Linked DNA regions of Mus musculus: region 1 is linked to region 2. A link is a contact called in ENCODE Hi-C or POLR2A ChIA-PET data. All regions are on one chromosome and are shown on one strand. The core of a region is the stretch at or near the end of the contact, and the rest is flanking DNA. Distances in the headings are between cores, read along the strand shown.

Evidence for each region. Hi-C counts contacts between places; a loop is a spot of excess contacts on that map. ChIA-PET counts read pairs that join two places held with the same protein, here RNA polymerase II (POLR2A).
Region 1: a map of v-Abl transformed pro-B cells shows a loop between it and region 2 (2.6-fold over the local background). The contact joins the promoter of Lnx2 here to the enhancer-like site in region 2. A Hi-C loop is called at or near these places in 2 of 37 maps with a recorded cell type or tissue (both v-Abl transformed pro-B cells). POLR2A ChIA-PET finds 5 or more read pairs at or near these places in 1 of 5 experiments (Patski).

The regions. Positions count from the first base shown.
Region 1 is chr5:147,074,659-147,077,844 of GRCm38, reverse strand. It overlaps Lnx2 (ligand of numb-protein X 2), which reads left to right and starts at 1,273. Exons shown (of 10, transcript NM_080795.4): 1 at 1,273-1,427. Polr1d (polymerase (RNA) I polypeptide D) reads right to left here and starts at 499. Exons shown (of 3, transcript NM_181730.4): 1 at 152-499. The coding sequence starts at 177.
Region 2 is chr5:146,677,634-146,680,846 of GRCm38, reverse strand. No RefSeq gene overlaps it. Among named protein-coding and RNA genes, the nearest start is that of Gm34700, 21 kb to the left of the region's middle. Within about 2 kb of position 1,311, at least 1 of the 3 ENCODE cell types and tissues checked has a DNase peak (open chromatin) inside an H3K27ac peak, as active enhancers do.

The DNA of each region.
Region 1 (3,186 bases), core at 24-2,523, 400 kb before region 2:
CCCGGCCCGCTCTACTCTCTCTCCTTCCTTCCCCAGCGCCTGGGGTCAGGCCTAGCCGCCACGCCGGGCCGCAGTCGGCCGCGTGCCCCTTCGCCACCCGCTTCGCTGGCCCGACCCGCCGCCCCACTCCACTCTTCCCCTCCACCCTTACCTCTCCAGCTCCTGATCGTCTTCCATCGCGGGAGGTGGGGGTGGCGGCTCCAGGAAATCCTCAGGTGGCGCTGGCGAAATGGAAGCTCTTCCCCATGTCGCGAAAGGTGCGGGACAAGGCAGGAAGGAAGAAACCACCGACGGAAGAAGCGGATGACGGAAGGAGGGGGGCGGAGCCGCAGCGGCGCGGCAGGGCCCTCTGTGGGCGGGGCTAAACCGGGTCCCGCCCCCGACCACGCCCAGGCGCGGGCAGGACGGTTCACCTGGAACTGCGGAAGCTAAGCCAGCTGCCGGGCACAGCCAGCCGGTCCCCAAGTGCCACTGAAGAGCATAGGCTCTCACCTGTCGCCCCGAGACACCTGCTATTTAAAAAGAGTCAGAGTCGGATCTCTGGCCTGCTAGGCTCTCCAGGAACCCGACTGCCCCAGGGCTGGCTATTCCCAGGACTTGAGTCCTCAGGGGCCTTTCATGGGGCACCTTGAAAAAGCAGAGAGACTGTTGTGCAGAGATGACTCTCCTGACGATACTGTGGGTTTTAAAAATTTTTCTCCCTGGGGTGCAAATGTACATCTCCACTAGGTGCAAGGGCTGCGATGGTCTTTCTTTTGCGAGAGAAGTGAGAGTTTGGAGCACCGCCCTCCTTCCTCGGGAGCTCACGCTGTGGGACTGGCAGCTCCTTTTCCCTTTGATCCCAAGGAACCGCCCTTCTTCTCAGGTGCATCCTCCCAGCTCCCACCTGACCCTGGCCAGGCTGGGTCCCCGCCCCACCCAGCTGTCCCCTCGCCCTGCACACCTACACGTCAGCCGCCCCCCGCCACCTGTTCTCCCTCAGCCTGGTCCCGCAGCCCTCCCCTCCCTTCAGCTGTCCCACGCCCGGCGCGGCGCTCCAGGGGTGCACGCAGACACTTCCCGAGCGTTTTCTCTGTGTGTCTGAGAGGGAGAATCCGGCCGGGAGCGATGGCGGAGGGCGGAACGCGCTCACTCTAACACGGGGGTGATGAGCAGGGCCGACTCGGCCCCTCGAACTCCTTGATTGGTCGAGAGGCTCCGAGCCCGCTCTTAGTCCCGCCTTTGTCCGCCGTTGATTGGCTCAGGTGCGTGTCGGGTTGGGCCTCTGCGCTCGCCCCCTAGGGGAAAGGCAGCAGGGGCGGTTGAGAAGTAAAGTCTTGGCCGGACTTTGCTTCTCGCCAGGAAATCGGCGGCGGCGAGTCCCAGCGGAGCGGAGCCGGGCGGCGTCCTCGTCAGCGCTCCCGCGGGGAGCCCGCCGCTTTCCCTCAGTGAGTTACTTCGCCTCAGGTGCGGGCGGTGACGGGGTGTGGCGTCAGGGTAGGGGGGACCATCTGGGGGACCGCTGGGGGCCGCGTGCTGTCTGGCCCGGCCCGGTGCGGGTGCGGGTTCCAGGAACCCCGATGCAGGTCTGCGCGCCTCTCGCTTTTCAAGACATGGAGGTTTGGGAACGAGTTCTTGCACTTTGCGTCTGCACGTTGTCTGGAGCCAGAGTGGCGCTAGCTAGTTGCCCTCTGGTTTTGTTTCCTGGAAGGGATGAGCAGAGAGGCACCCTCCTCCTTGCCCCAGCCTGTTGCGGGGGAATTCTCACCTTTCTCTTCAGATTTGACATGTTTGGGAGCGTGGGGGGTATAATTTCCAAAATATGAGTCCCGATTTGGAAGCATTTGCGCACAAAGCACCTCTTGGGAAAGACATCGCTGGCTTTTCAAAGCTTTCTGCCACGTTTCACGCAAGGACTTTTTAATGGAGTGTTCTAGTATTTCCGTTTGCATTTAAGAGTGTGTGTTTGCCAGGAGCCTTAAGGACGCTTCCGCGTGGCTTTATCGAATCAATTTTTCTTCTTCTCACTCTGTAGCCTTGGCTAGCCTGGAACTCACGGAGATCCGCCTCTTTCTTGAGTGCTGTAGGGTTAGAAAGGCGTGTGCCCCACACCCCGCCAATTTTTCTTTGGGGAAAAAAAAAAAAAAGCCCAGAAACCAATGGCAAGGGTAGTTGGAGGCAACCGTGAGCTCCAGTTTATCCAAACTGCCTTCACTTTAAGAATGTCACATTCTTTTCAGTCACAGTACTTAGACATTGGCCTCCTTCCCAGGACACAATTTGCGTTTTCTCTAGCCTGTTCAGTGACATAGCACAGACGCAGGATCTCAGTAGGTCAGTCCTGTTTGCTTTGATAGGTTTGAAAACCCTCCCCCACCCACCCACCTTTGGAGAAAAGGACTTTGGCAGGTAAAGAAGGAAGATGGGGGAATCTAGTGTCCTATTTGGCCGGCAGATCATTGTTGAGCTAACAAGGTTTTGCCGTTTTAGCCTGTCCAAATTCCATGTGAGTTTTCCCAAAGGGGTCAAATGTAGGCCAAGTCAAAGCAGCTCTAGAGTCACATTGTTTTTAATTCAGTCCATCCACTAAGTCCAAGGTTTGTTCCTCTAAGCTTCAAGTTTGAGCCTTTTCGTTGTATAAACATTTAGCTACTCCGTGTCTACTCCGCTTTCCAGACTTTGGTGAAAGGGAATTTCTTGCCCAGAGTTGTCAGTGTCTGTATACTTCTTAGTCCATTACCTGAAAGGAAATTGAACAAAGTGATGTGGGAACTTAAAATCATTTCTGCCTAGAATGTGCCAGAGAAATCCTAGGCAGTCTTCAAATTGGCACGGGCTTTCTCTGGGAGCATCCTAAATGCTTATAGCCATAAAGTGCGACATCATCTGCTGTGCATATGGTTGGTCTGAAGGACTTGATGTTTGGGGCTAAAGCAATGGGGGTTGGGGGCTGGTTTGTTGTTTATCTTAGGGGTTCATGGTACATTGTACAAGTGGACCCTTAGATATCTGTTGAAATAATAAAAAGAAAGGATTTTGTGTAATTCCTCAAGACGTTTGGACACTTCATCTGGTCAGTGAGAGTGAGGTGTTCATTTCAAGCAGGAAGATGCTGTGGTAAGATTTGCATTCCATAAAGATAACTGCAGCAGGCTGGAGGACAGTGGGGGCCAGGCAGTAGGTGAGACTACTACATAGTCTCCGTGC
Region 2 (3,213 bases), core at 62-2,561:
CGTGCGGGAGCAGCCTCTAGCTTATTATTTTACAGCATCATTAATGCCTTGGCAGTACCAGTATCTTCCATGGATGCTGCTGCCGGCTGAGCGAGGAGACGGTGGGATGTGCCATGTGGATGCACAAAGCCCTGTGAGCTCCTGCCTTCTTTTCTTTCTACTTTAGAACGGTGCGTGGTTGCGGCGTGACTGCACATGCAGGGGGCTTGCCTGGTGCTCACTGCTAGGCCAGCGGCTCAAGGGCATCTCCCCACCGTAACTCCAGATTACCTTAGGGGGTCCTGGGTACATAAAGACTACCGTATCCAATGCTCAGTTTCCTGACACTTAATCTGGGGCCGCTGCTTGCTACAGAGATGCTTTCCTTTGTGGCCCAGTAATACTGAGCTAGTGAAAAGAAAATGGCTAAACTATGATTAAGGAGGGTCCTGACACAAAAAAGTGTCCTTAAGAGTCACAGGATTTCCCAAGATGGTGCTGTCTCACCTGTCTTGACAGGTTCCTCTCACAGCCGGGCAATGGGAGTTTTTTTCTCTTTTTGGCAAGCTTCAGTGTTGACTTGAGAGTAGAGTGGTTGGCTGGCCTAGTGAAGCCCTGGGGCCGCCCCTCTTTGAGGACACATCTCTGGGACTGCTTGTTCAAGTGTTGCTAGTAGAGGACCCCCCAACCCTACTCCATCTTGCCCTTGCCCACAGAATGACTTAATGAGACTCCTTCAAGAGCAGAATCAGCAAGAGGCAAGGAACGCTATCTGGGGCTGACTTTTGGTCCTGAGTTGGCGCTTGCTAACAAGACATCTGGGTGGCAACCCAAAGGTGGCTCTCCCTCTGTCTGGTTCCTCCTCTCCAGGGTGGTACCTAATACTCACTACCAACCTCGCTTCTTGTGCAAGAGTGCAGAAGCCAGACGCACGGCCCCAGGGCAGGCAGAAGGCAGGTGAAGCAGGAGACCAGGGGGTTGTTGTGTCTCTAACCTTACATTGGGCCTAGTGTAGATCTTGCCTCGTGCTATTGAGAGTCCAGATATCATCTTTTGTAGGTGTTAGCTTTCCTTGGCTCCCCAGAGTTTCAATATGGCTTCAAGAAGAGATTTATTTATTTAGATACCTTCAAATCTGAACAACTAGCATCCATTATTTATAGAACAGAGCCCCTGAAGGCCAGGGCTCTTGCTCCTAACAGCTCCTTGACTGTGACCTTGAACCGGGCCTCAGGGAATCCAGGCCCAGCTGCCTTCATTGAGAGGCCAGGTTCTCATGTTTGCTGGAAGAGCTGAGCTAACTGGCCTTGACTGGAAATTAGGACATAGAGAACAAGGAAACAGACCAGTGGAAGAGTCATCTGGGAGAGACAGGATTTGACTCCAAAAGATAAACATACTTTTTTTTTTTTCTTTTTCTTTTTATTGCCTGAAGCTGAGCGATATGGACCTTGGTTGGAATTAGTAGGCTGAAAGTTCAAGCGATAAATGTTTCTCAGGGGCAGGAGGATCAGTGGGGCCAGCTTGAGGCTTGTCAGGAGGCCCTGGCTGGGGCTGTTCACCTTTTGAACTGGGTGTGGGTGGGTACAGAGCCGGCTCCCTTGACTGGTGGTGTGATTGTGAGCAGCGGGGATGTCTGTCAGACCTCCAGCCTCACCTCGGTGTACCAGGGTGGAGTCATGTTCCTAGAGGAGAGAGTTGCCGGTATTTAGAAGCCTATCACGGGTCTCTAGGCTTCAAAACCTTCCCGGGCGTCATCTTGGAGAAGCCAAAGCAGGTTGACTGACAGGCAGGCTTACGAACCGTACTTTTCTCTTTGCGGGGTTTCAGAAGGAAAACACCCTATCCCTTGGGAGCTACTGCTACTTCAAACATGTGCATTCTGAACTTCTCTTGGGGCCTGCCATTTCTACCCCAAGGTCAGAGGCCACTGGCAGGCTCTGAAACCTCACTTGATGAGCAGAAACTGAAGGTCCCCGTCTTCTCTCAATAAGAGCCAAGAGGTTTTCTGGCTCTCGGGTTTAATTAAGTCCCGGGTCTGGTCCTCCTGGACCTTGCAAGAGACAGATGAGGCAGACCATGGCTTGGTGTATAGGACATATGACAGACAGCCACTGTCCACTGGTTTAGGGTGTGACATCATGTAAATATATGGACACGTTGTGTAGGCTCTGGGCGACATGCTTGCAGATAGTGTGGTCATGGACTAGACCGGCTTCTCTCCACACCTCCCCGTGCTCCAGCAGCCCAAGGGAAAGCCTGGGGCTGGGGCTGAGGCTGACTGTAACATGCCTTAAGTGGCTTATGCTAATAAATCCAACTCTCACGAAGTGCAAACAACGGATTGTTGTGCCGGCTATTAGATCTTTACTACTCTCTAAACTCTCCAATAAAGCAAGCGCTTTATTCCTTTCAAATAATATTCCGCCCATTGCTTCCTAAAGATTAACAATTGAAAGAGGTGTCAGCAGGCCTCACTCTTTAAATTAAGTATAATAGGCCTTTTATAGCACAGCATAAAGATATCAAAGGGGAAAAGCTGTAATCGAGAAAGGACCGCTAGGTCTCTCTTTATCTGTCACCATAGCTTCAGCCTGACATTTGCGAGCCAAGCACAAAAAAAAAAAAAAAAAAAAAAAAAAAAAGACCAGCAGACCCCAGGAAGCTGGAAACGTCTAGATTAGCTGTAGAGCTAATTGCAGGCAGGCACAGTAAAGCTATGATTTAATTAACTAATGGTGTTGTAAGCAGAAGGTGTGTGGGCCATTCTTCCCTGTGCTTTGTTTGAGCAGAAGCCTGGATATGCCCTAGACAGGCAAGGAGCATTTGCCTTGGTGTCCCCCTGCCCCTGGCTGTACTTCTGTCTGGGATGTTTCTATAGAGTGAGCAGTTTATCAGTTAATTTCTTTTATATGTATGGGTGTTTAACCTATATGTATGTCTCTGAGCTATTTGTGTGCCTGGTATCTGAGGAGACCAGACGAGGCCGTCAGATCCCCTGGAACTAGAGTTGTAGACAGTTGTGAGCTGCTGTGTGGGTGCCAGGACTCGAACCCGGGTCCTTTGGAATTGCAGCTGGCGCTCTAACCACTGTGCAATCTCACCAGTTCCTTCATTTGAGTAGTTCCAACTGAGTCTGTAAACACCTCCTCTTTGGTTGTTTGCTCTACTGCCCATGCGTGTTTTAAGAATGTAGATGTCTGGCTGGAGAGATGGCTCAGCAGTTAAGAGCAC